Linked DNA regions of Homo sapiens: region 1 is linked to region 2. Evidence: chromatin contacts called from ENCODE Hi-C or POLR2A ChIA-PET data. All regions are on one chromosome and are shown on one strand. The core of a region is the stretch at or near the end of the contact, and the rest is flanking DNA. Distances in the headings are between cores, read along the strand shown. Region 1 has its middle 120 kb from the start of MIR4786. Region 2 overlaps HDAC4 (histone deacetylase 4).

Region 1 (4,863 bases), core at 1,716-4,215, 560 kb before region 2:
TCTGTATTTTTACATACTGTCAGTTGCATTTTCCACTGATAATTTCTAATTTCCCCAGTTCAATTTTTATAGTTTTCAATGTTAACAATGACTGATTGTTCAATTTTTAATCTAAAACAACTTTTGCTGTATGCTTCAGTTTTATAGCTTTTTAAATCTATAATAACTTTTGCTTCAGTTATTGTTGGCTTTATTTTGTGTTATGTCTGCTGTAATATTAATTTTGAATTGAAAAAAATGTGTTTGTATTTCTTAGGTAATCCTGAGCCATTACTCTTGATAATTGCTCTTGTCCACAGCTGGTCCACTTTATGGCTCATCAGGCTCTTTCATAAGTTTCTAACAGCTCTACGAACTCTCAGTAACCATCTGCTCTGTGGCAAATGGGCAAAGTATCTGCCATGGAGTCAAAACACCTCCGGGTAAATGTGGCAAGGTCAAAGGAACTTCTTTGATTCATCCAGAGCCACGTCCAGCAGATAGGGTAGTGGCCATTCCCTAGGAGAAGCTGGGTACTGCTCCTACAACAAGGGCGAAGGAAAATCATGCTTGGACCTAAGAAGGCTTTGCAAGGTCTTGCCTATCCACTTCTTAAGATCTCTCCTTCCCCCAGTCTTTATCCTGCCTGTTGCCCATAGCACACCTCCGTATCCCATGTCTCACTTTGGGATATGAACCTCAGTTAGCCCCCTCCCCAGGGTACTTATGCAGGGGCTTGGGAAATTACCAATGGAGGACCAGCCCAACACTCCCTTCTCTACTAGTACCCAACACCCACCTCCCCTCCCAAATCCAATGCTCTTCTTCCCTCCCATACCTAGCACTCCCTCTCACCTGTATTAGTCCATTCTCCCACTGCTATTAAGGAATACTTGAGACTGGGTAATTTATAAGGAAAGAGGTTTAATTGGCTCAGGGTTCTGCAGGCTGCACAGGAAGCATGGCGGCATGTTCTCAGCTTCAATCATGGTGGAAGGTGAAGGGGAAGCCTGCACTTCACATGGCCGGAGAGGGAGGAAGGGAGAGACGGGGAGGTACCACACACTTTTAAACAGCCAGATCTTGTGAGGACTCACTCACTGTCATGAGAACAGCACCCAGGGGGAACTCCACCCCCATGATCCAATCACCTCCCACCAGGCCCCACCTCCAACACTGGGGATTACAATTCTACATGAGGTTTGGGCAGACACACAGATCGAAACCATATCACCAACCATACCCAACGCTCCTTCTCTGCTAGTACCCCATGCTTCCCTTTTTGACTCATGCTTCAGACTGCCGCCCACTGCCAGAGAAAATGCAAACGCAACTGGCTGGGCCCCCAGGGAACAGGGAACGCAATCCTGGCTGCAGCCCTTGGCTGCACAGGACACCCTGTCTGCGCCTCTGGATGCTCTACAGTGACTCAGTTTCCCTCTCTGTGCACCCCACCTGCCCCTCACTCTCAGCTGATGCCCTGGCTCCCTGCTTCTCTGAGCAGACAGGGACCGTCCCTCAAATCCCTTCTTGCCTTCCTGCAACCCCCGACAGCCGAACTTGCATCCACGCTTTATCTTCTCCCCTGGTGCCCCAACGCCCTACGTATGGTTTATTAAGAACCGTTCCCCAGTGATGATCTCTCCCTCTTTGTTGTCTTCAGTCTTCTCTGTGCAAGGGGCACGGCACCCCTAAGGCACCCTTGAGTCCTGTTATCCGGGGACATCTCAGGCTCTCTCTCCAAAGCCCTGAGATCTGTTGTCCTGCCTCCTCCCTGTGCCGTGTGACTGCTGTCCTCTTGCACTCTCCTGGGCCTGCCACCTGCAGGGATCCTTGTCTTCCTGAGCCACCCCTTCCCTACCAGCATGGTGGCTTTTCTGCCTCTGCTCTCAGCCCTCTGCCTTCCAGCCAGAGCCCCCCTTTCCCATTGCCAGCTTAGACCCCAGCTGTTCTCCTGAGGTAGGGCCCTTCCTTGCCCAGGAAGGAGCCCAATTCCAGTATCTTCTCTTTGTCCTGGAGTCCCGTGGTCTTAGCCTCGGTCTTACCTGCTCCTGCCTGGGGCTGATGCTCCCATTAGGCTGCAGGTTCATGAGGGGTGAAATGGAGCAGTGTGGGATGTTTCTTGACCTTGGGAAAGTTGGGGAGGCAGAAAGCGGTGGGTCCATCTGCTCCAGCTGGCTGGGAAGCCTGCTGTTTGAATATGACCTGGTATATTCTAGACGTGGAGGCGTCAGATGGCCAGAGCTCCAGGACTACTCCACAGACACTCCTGTGCTGGTGGATGGCAGAAAGCCGGGGCTGGGCAGATCCGTGCTGCCTCCTTGGGCCCAGTGTCCACTCCTCTGGAGAAGCACTTGGGCTTCAGTGTCAAAGGCACAGATCCACACAGCAGCCCTGCAGCTCACCAGCTCTGAGAGCAGGCGCCATGTCCTTCCCTTCTGCACGGGGTGATAACAGCCTGGCCCTGTGACAGCTGGGTGATGTGGTGCTGAGGACTGTTTCACATAGAAGCTGGCAGGCTCCCTCCCAGTGCGTTACAGTGGAATCACTTATTTTTCCTGGGTCCCTGCGTGTTTTCTTCCTCCTGAGCACAGCATGCTATTGTGCCTGTCTGTGCTGTCAGAGTCACCGCCTGAAGTTAATGATGGTGGTCACAAAGTGTCACAACTGTCCTTGGCTTCCCTTGCCCTCATCCGAAGCAGCTCTGGCCCCAGCGGTGTCCTGGCCTTGGCTGGGATGACCCCTGTCTTGCCTTCCCTCCAATCTCTGCCTGGGAACTCTCCGCCCCGCCCTTGCCCCCACGTGGCCTTTCTAAGGTGACGCCATCAGACCTCTGCTTCCTCCCCCTCTCCTCTTTCTTGGGATCACAGCAGAATCCACCCATCTGTCCTTGGAAGCCCTGCCTGACACTGAGGCTGTTTGTCTGGATGACCTCCCAGCATCCATCTCTCTGATTTTGGCCACCTGCTCCTGATTCCCTGGGAGGTGGGTCTGATTTTCCCTCTTCTGTCATGGCCAGGATCAAATGCCCACTGTGTGCTCAGTGCTGGTGGCAGAGAGCTGAAGCCCCTGAGTTCCTACTCTCAAGGCATAAATGATCTAGAAAACAAGGATGTGGGTCATTTCAACACAGGGGACAGAGATTTCCAAAGGTGCAGTCATGAAACTGGACTGGAAATGCCATGGGGGGCTTCCCAGGAGAGGTGATACCCCCGCTAAATTGAGAGGAAGGGCAAAGTGCCCAAATCGAAGCACGGGGAGAAGGGGCTGAGGCCACAGGAACGGAGGTGCCAGCAAAGGCCCAAGCACTTGCAGCACGGATACGCACAGATCAGTGCGAGCTGGACGGGCACCTGCGTGGGGATGAGAGGAAGGGAGAGGGCACTGTCCCGATCCTTGGGCCAGGAGCGCCAGGCATCCCAGCTTTGACATGGCTCCTCTCCAGAAAAATCATCAGATACCAGATAAGGCAGAGGACGTGTGTGGGCGGCTGCATGGATGACTTCACACAGGCGGTTTGATGCTGCTGCTGATTGGATCGTGTTCCTGCTGCTACTTTCTGGAGTGGAACTCGAGGGAGAAGTTCTTTAAACAACCTGTTTCTGAGGTTCAAAAAGAGGCTCTGACACTCGGCCACTGTCCCCAGACAGAGCCTCTCCTCCTTTCCCTCCAGGTTCCTGGAAGACGGCCCCCTCTCCTCCAAGCACATCTGTCTCTTGGACTCTGAATTCCACCCCTTTGCCCCTGCAGACCCTGGGCACCCCTGCCTGGCACTGCTGAAGGACCACTCCCTCCCTGGGGACTCCCACCAGACCTGGGCGGTGGCTTCACCAGCCAACATGGAAGGGGCTCAGGGCAAATTGTCCTTGTTTGCAGATGAAGAAACAGAGCCTTGGTGTGCAAGACCAGAGTCCAGCCACAGAAGCAGCTGTGCCCCCTCCACTCCTCATCTTGAGAGACACCTTCCTTACACAATGCTGGGTGACCCAGGAACCCACATATTCAAGACAGAGGCCCCATTTATGGCAGCCGATGGCCCTGGGCAGGGGTGGGCTGATGTCTGCTGGATACAGACTGTAGGGTGCACTGGTTGTCAATTCTGGAATGTCCTGGAGAGCTGTGACTGGGAGGTGACAGCATCACCCACCCCGCTGGACACTTGTTCCCTTATGGGAAAGTCACAGCCCCTCTCGGGTGACCTTCTGAGCTTTAAGGCCTTCCTGCAGGCAGCTGTGTCCTCTGCCGGGCCTCCCCCGAGGTCCCCTCAGTGCTCTCCCATCTCAAGGCCGCACACACGTTTCTGGAGGCCTGGGCTGTCCTTCCTGGAGGTGCTGGAAGGAAGCACTGACTGCTCACCGTGTTCTGTGCTGTTTGATGCCTCCTTGGCCAGGGTTCATGACTTATACCATGTGCCGGATACTGTGGTCAGTGCAGGGTGTGTCATCAGCTTGCAGAGCATGCCCTCGCTGGGATTTGAGGACCCATGGGGCCCCCTGAGCCGATCCCAGCACCTTACTGGAGCTGAAGTACTTTTTCTGATTGAATCGTCATCTCCAGAGGAGCCAGGGCCACGTCTCAAGGTGGCGGAGGCAAAGGACTGGCCCTTCCCACAGATGCATCCGCTGAGTGACGTGCCAGAAAAGCCTCCACCTCTGAGAAGGGGCAGCTCCCCTAGACTGAGCCTGGGGTTCCTGCCACAGGGGAGGAGCCCAGCCGGGCAGAACCCCCAGGGTTAGTCCTGAAGGGAATCAAGGATGGGGAGGAGGAACTGGTGGGGTTGGAGGGACAGCGAGAGTGTGGCTTGGTGGGGAACGGAGAAAGGATCTATGGAGATCTCTGCAGCATGGGTGCCCTCTGTTACACGTCCAACTTGGCCTGAACTCT
Region 2 (5,390 bases), core at 2,304-4,803:
TCCTCCAGCACCCATTCCAACTTCCTAAGGAGAAAGCTCAGCAGCGAGAATGGGATGAATTGAGCAAATAAAAAAAATTACAACCAAGTGAATTTAAACCCCTCTCAAAACATTTTCTGATTATTCTGGTAACTCTTTGACCTAATTTGGACAACAGTTAGAGAAATTCAGATTTATGCCTGGAATTCAAGTATAGCCTGTAGCTTGGTGTGTGTGTTTTAAGTGCTTGATATTTGTCTTTTTAGGAAAGTGCACTCATTCTTAGACGAGACGGTATTTGAAAGACTGTTTGGAATGTGCAGAATTACCATGTAAGAACTCAGAAGCTGGGAACAATGGCAAGCGGCTGGCTTTGGGTGGAAACTAACCAGCTGGCTGGAGCAGTCTCTGTCCTTGACGGAGGGAGAAGCCTGCGAGGGGATGCAGAGGACCTGCCCCAGGGCAGAGCTCTTCGTGAGGGGCCTCGTCCCTGTGATTTGAGTCCCCATTGCCGTGTAGAAGGGCGCAGGGCCCCTGGCACAGGCCTCTTCTGTGGAGCCCTCCAGGTCTGCCTTGGCTCAGGGCTCCGCCTCCTGGTGAGGAAGTGTCACGGAGCTGTGGTTTAACGTTTCCGGTTTGTGGCTAGTTTCTTGTGTGTACAACTCTCTATAGCTGTGCCAAGCCCTTCCGGGAACAGTTGTAGATTTTTGCTGCCTTCAGCACGTCCTCAAGGGTTTGGGGAGTCCTTGCTGTCCACCGTTGTATCTGGGGACCCTGGGCAACTGCTGAGTGGTGCCATGGGCCCTGGTGCTCCGCTGGGAACTGTTGGCCACTGGTGCTCTTCAGACTCCATCGGCTTCCTCGGGAGGGTCTGTATCAGAGGCCGTCTGTCTGGTGTGATATGGACGGGTGTGGTATGCGTGTCCATGGTCACGGATTAGTGTTTACGAAGTGTAATTATAGGTGCAGTGGATGGGAACTTTCTGTGGGCCGGGCACTGCCCTAGATCCTGGACGGTGGTAGGTCCCACCATCTCCCAGGTCATAGATGGCAACATCAGAGGTCAAGTAATGTGTCCAGTGCCACAGGAGTGCTAGGTGGTCAAGCGGCACCCCCCATGCAGTGTACAGCTGCCGCGGAGACCATGTGGGCACTTACTCTCCCTCTGCACAGCTGTGAGCACCAGCTGTGCACAGCCACTGTGCCCAGGATGCCCAGGGTGGTGTCCTGAGAGATTACCAGTAGCCCTGCCTTGTCCCCTGTGGCTTAGGGGACCTCCAGTGGTTAGGGCTGGGGGAGACGAAACTAATGACCTGGTGTCCCCTGGGGAAGGCCACAGCACCTGGGTGTGGGGTGGAGCAGGAGTCCCAGGAGCTATAGAGGCCAAGCGGGTGCCTTGTAGACACCGTCAGTGCTGGCTAAGTGAAGGAAGAGCCTCTTCCACTTTACAAGCTCACAGTCCCCTTTGGGCTACCTGGAAATGGTGACATTGGGAGGGTCCCAAGAGGCAGATGTAGAATGTGGAGACAGAGGGAGAGAGGGTGGGATGTGAGCTGTGAGCTGCAGCGCTTGCCTTTGGGTGTGTGGAAGCCATGATGATTTCTTGGCCAGTGGCTTATAATTTCCCAGAGGGAGCAAAGGTGTGTGTCATGAAATCGTGGACTCTTGCCTCGGGACAGCTGGTATGTAATTGTTAGCCTCATTTGTCCTCAGCAGCCCCGGAGGCACCTCTGGAATAGGTGGGGGTAGCATGGCCAGCACAGGGCCAGGCCCCCCTGGGCAGGTGGGCTGTGAATCTGTGCTGCAGGCAGGATGGCTGTGCGGAGGTCATGGAGGGCTGGGCAGGCCAAGCCAGTGGCTTGCAGTGCAGGGCATTGAGGACAGTCAGAATCTCAGTGTGGGCTCCTGGGACCAGGGTCCCGGCCTATGGAGAATCAGGGGCACGTTTCCCACCTAGCGGCTCTGCTACAGGAAGTAGGCCTGCCTGGAGTGTGGGCTCCCTGCCTCGGGCACTGTGCTGGGATGCCGGCGAGGGGCTATGGCAGTGTGGTGGGCTCCGGCTGGCCTGGCCCCTTGGCCTTATGGTTCACCTCTGGTCTCAGCAGCCTTCACTGGCTGGCAGCCCCTCTGGATGCCACAGCAGCCTCTGCGCAGGCTTAGGGGCTCTGTGTCCCCCTCCCTGTCCTTAGAGGGGGAGCTGGGCAAGGCAGGCCACGCTCCTGCCATACGGTTGGTGTATGAGGATGGACAGGCAGCTCGCTTTGGCCTCACCTCATCCCACCAGGCCCAGGAGGTCAGTACTCCAGCCTGATCGGGGCACTGCCCACTCAGCACCAGCCAGCCCATGGCATGGTTCCCGCATTCCCATTCACCCCCAGGACCTAGCAGAATGCTTGAGCTCATGCATAACCTTAAAATGGTGTTTGGAAGTTCCAAGAAGCCTGGTGTCTCTGACACTGTTGTTTGGGATCCTGCAGAGCTGGCTGACCTTGAGCCTGCACCCAGCCTGGTGGCTGTGTCTTTGTGGGGTGCCTGTGTTGGTGCCGGCGCTGTGGCCTGGTGAGCATTGGCATCACCTCGTGTTCCTGCTCTGTCCTTTGTGCCTCAAGGCTCTGCGGAGCAGGAGAGTCAGGGGCAAAGGGAGGGCCTGGGTTCCCGCCCCACCGCACCTCCCCCCAGGAGGGCTCTTCACCTGTCCCACATGCAGTGCCCAGAAAGCACAGAGGGGTGGTGCTGGGAGGCCACTAACAGTGGGGTTTTTCTTTGATTTTGGAAGTGCTGTTTCTGAGTGGGAGGCCTTGGCTTCTCTGGAGGAGTGATTTATTTTGAAACCACACCCATTGCTGGGCTAAGATTGACTTCCTGATACGAAAGTCTGTGGCGGTGTTTGCTGAGAAGTCACACGTTTGAAGGGGAGGGTTTTATGACTTCATCTGTGATGCCTCTGGAGTACTGTCAGAGGCTGTGATTTTTCCTGAGTGTGCTGGACCCATCCTGGGGTTGGCACACATGTGGGAGCCCTGCTTGTCACTTGGGGGTTAAGGGTGACCTGGAGCAGCAAGTCCTCCCCTGGGGCGGGTTCACAGTGGTTCAAGGGAGGTGGGAGAGCCCCAGGGCTGGCCCCTGGCTCTTTGGCCCCCATCCCCCACTCTCCAGCCCCTGTCAGGCTCTGCACCCCTGTCCACTTCAGCCCGCATTGGGCCTGCCCTGCTCTGCAGGGGGAGGGGCAGGAGAGTCCATCTTCAGGGTTCTCTGAAGCTGGACAGTTCTGAGAGGCAGCTTCCAGCTCATGGAAAAAAGAAAGCCCATTGCCACACCTCCAGCAGCATATGGGGGCCTTCAGGTCCCCGGAACACCGAGTAGGAAGGAAGGGGCAGGACCCTCCGACGGGGCAGCAGTGGGCCAGGTGTCCCCCCTGCACAGTGTTTACACCCTGGGACCTGCCGCAAGGCATGGCTTTCAGAAGAGCCTCCCCCCAAGAAATGCTGCAGACAGGACGGGGCTTCTAGAGACCTTGGCTTCTACCCAGGAAGGCTGATCTATTCTTCGACTGTTGCATCAGCTTCCTCAACCTCTGCAGGTTCAGGCTGCGAGCCCTAGGGAGCATCACTCAAAGCACCCTGTTGGCCACTTAGGATCAGGAGGGCCTCGGCTCACCCAAGCCATCTCCCTCTGGTCGCATGTGGTTGGCTGTCCTGTCAGAGCCGTGGGCAGCCACACTTCTTTTTCCAAGATAAACCGCTGCATCTGCCCAGCGACCTTCATGTGTAGTCTTACATTAGCACATTCTTAACAGACATTTAGAAACCAACCAAACAAAATCCAGTTTCCTGCCCCCACGGTCTTTCGCTCTTTTGCCACACTCACAAATGTGAGCTGCATTTGGAAATGCCTGTGCTTCCATTTGCAAACCGAAGCTGAATGGAACCTGGCAGGCGCATCTGCTCCTCCGCAGTGGAGGCTGGGGCGGCCCGAGCAGAAAGAGGTGAAGCCTGTGCCTGCTGGGAGTCCCCGAGCGGCAGGAACTCCGGTGTCTGGGATGGCCTTTGGGGTGTGACCTTAGGCTGAGGCCAGAGCCCGTCTCCCCACGAGCTCCCCGCCTGGCCTGGGAAAGTCAGCCCCCTCCTTTCCAGGGCTGTGTCTTCCCCCTTTTGTTTTCAGTCATTGAGCCCCCGCTCGAGGATGGCCCCCACCCCAAAGGTCCTGTGTGCCCTGAGTAAGCCACTGGCTCTCAGAGGTGCCCACGTACCCTTCCTTTCAGACTGAGGGGAGCAGTGGCCAGACAGGGCTCTGCCTTCACGGAGCTTCCCCTCTGCAGAGAAGGGGCAGAGTGGCGTCACTGGGCAGCCAGCTTAGATCGAGCAGCAGGAGGCGAGGCTCAGCCGAGTCGGACAGCTGGGGCCAGGCAGGCGGCTTGCTCTGCATGCCCAGGACAGCAGCACTGGGCTCTGTCCCCCCGTCGGTGCCCCCGTGTCTCTCAGGAACCCCTTCAGATGTGGTTAACACCTCCAACTTGGAGGCCTTTCCTGACTGTCCTGACCCTGTTTATTCTTCTCTCCCGTGTCCTTCTAGAACATACTCTCAGGCAAGGCATGAAGATGCTGCTGTGTGTAGAGCCTCACTTCCCTGCCCTTGCCCCTGTCCTTGACAGCAGCTCCGTGCGGGCCTAGCAATACCCGTTGGGCATCAGTGCCAAGAGCTGCCCTGCCTGGGGGTTCCTGGTGGTGTAGACGTGGACGCCTCCACACCTGTGCAGTGAGGCCCATGGGGCAGCTCCGAGGGGGAAGCTGTTCACCTGCTGCCTGTTGTGAAGAGAAGGGGTGATCTCCAGGCAGGGGACTGGGCGGGCTTCGGGGCGGCTGATGTGCAAGGGGCTGGGATGGGCGGGGGTCCTCAGGGTGGGCTTCGAGACAGCTGATGTGTAGGGGGCTGGGCTGGGCGGGGGTCCTCAGGGCGGGCTTCGGGATGGCTGATGTGCAGTTGCACAGTGGCCCCGTGCCCTTGGAGCCATTCTGACCTCTGGGGCAGAGGCTAGGGCACCGACACAGCAGACATGAAGGAGGGTAGTGTTTTTCATATTTTCTAGCAGTAATTGCAGTGGTGTGTATGTGCCTGTGTCACCGCCGCAGCAGGTTCTGGGATCTTCTCTTGGTCCCGAGTGTTTGGGGCAGTGTCCACATCCTTCATTCTCTCGTGTCTTCATCGGCATAATGGGCCCTTCCTGGGGCTTGGCTTCCCGGGGGCTTCACGCGTAGATCTTTCGTGAAGCACAGAAGCTTCCAGGCTGTCTCAGTGGTGCCGTGACCTTCCAGTGAGGGATCCACTCCTTAGAGCCTCACGCTCTCCTGCTCACCAGGGCACCAGCTTTTCCAAGAGCTGCTGGGTGGATCCCAGAACAGTCCCTCCGTGTC

Evidence for each region. Hi-C counts contacts between places; a loop is a spot of excess contacts on that map. ChIA-PET counts read pairs that join two places held with the same protein, here RNA polymerase II (POLR2A). Pooled maps may share reads with other maps.
Region 1: a pooled map shows a loop between it and region 2 (1.9-fold over the local background). The contact joins two enhancer-like sites. A Hi-C loop is called at or near these places in 1 of 168 maps with a recorded cell type or tissue (ascending aorta) and 4 of 50 pooled maps. POLR2A ChIA-PET finds 5 or more read pairs at or near these places in 1 of 52 experiments (activated CD4-positive, alpha-beta T cell).

What each region holds. Positions count from the first base shown.
Region 1 is chr2:239,818,898-239,823,760 of GRCh38, reverse strand. No RefSeq gene overlaps it. Among named protein-coding and RNA genes, the nearest start is that of MIR4786, 120 kb to the left of the region's middle. RefSeq lists an enhancer at 3,952-4,452. Within about 2 kb of position 2,965, at least 2 of the 41 ENCODE cell types and tissues checked have a DNase peak (open chromatin) inside an H3K27ac peak, as active enhancers do.
Region 2 is chr2:239,262,799-239,268,188 of GRCh38, reverse strand. The region is part of intron 2 of HDAC4 (histone deacetylase 4); the gene reads left to right. Among named protein-coding and RNA genes, the nearest start is that of MIR4269, 40 kb to the left of the region's middle. RefSeq lists enhancers at 896-945, 2,889-2,988, 3,419-4,086. Within about 2 kb of position 3,553, at least 16 of the 41 ENCODE cell types and tissues checked have a DNase peak (open chromatin) inside an H3K27ac peak, as active enhancers do.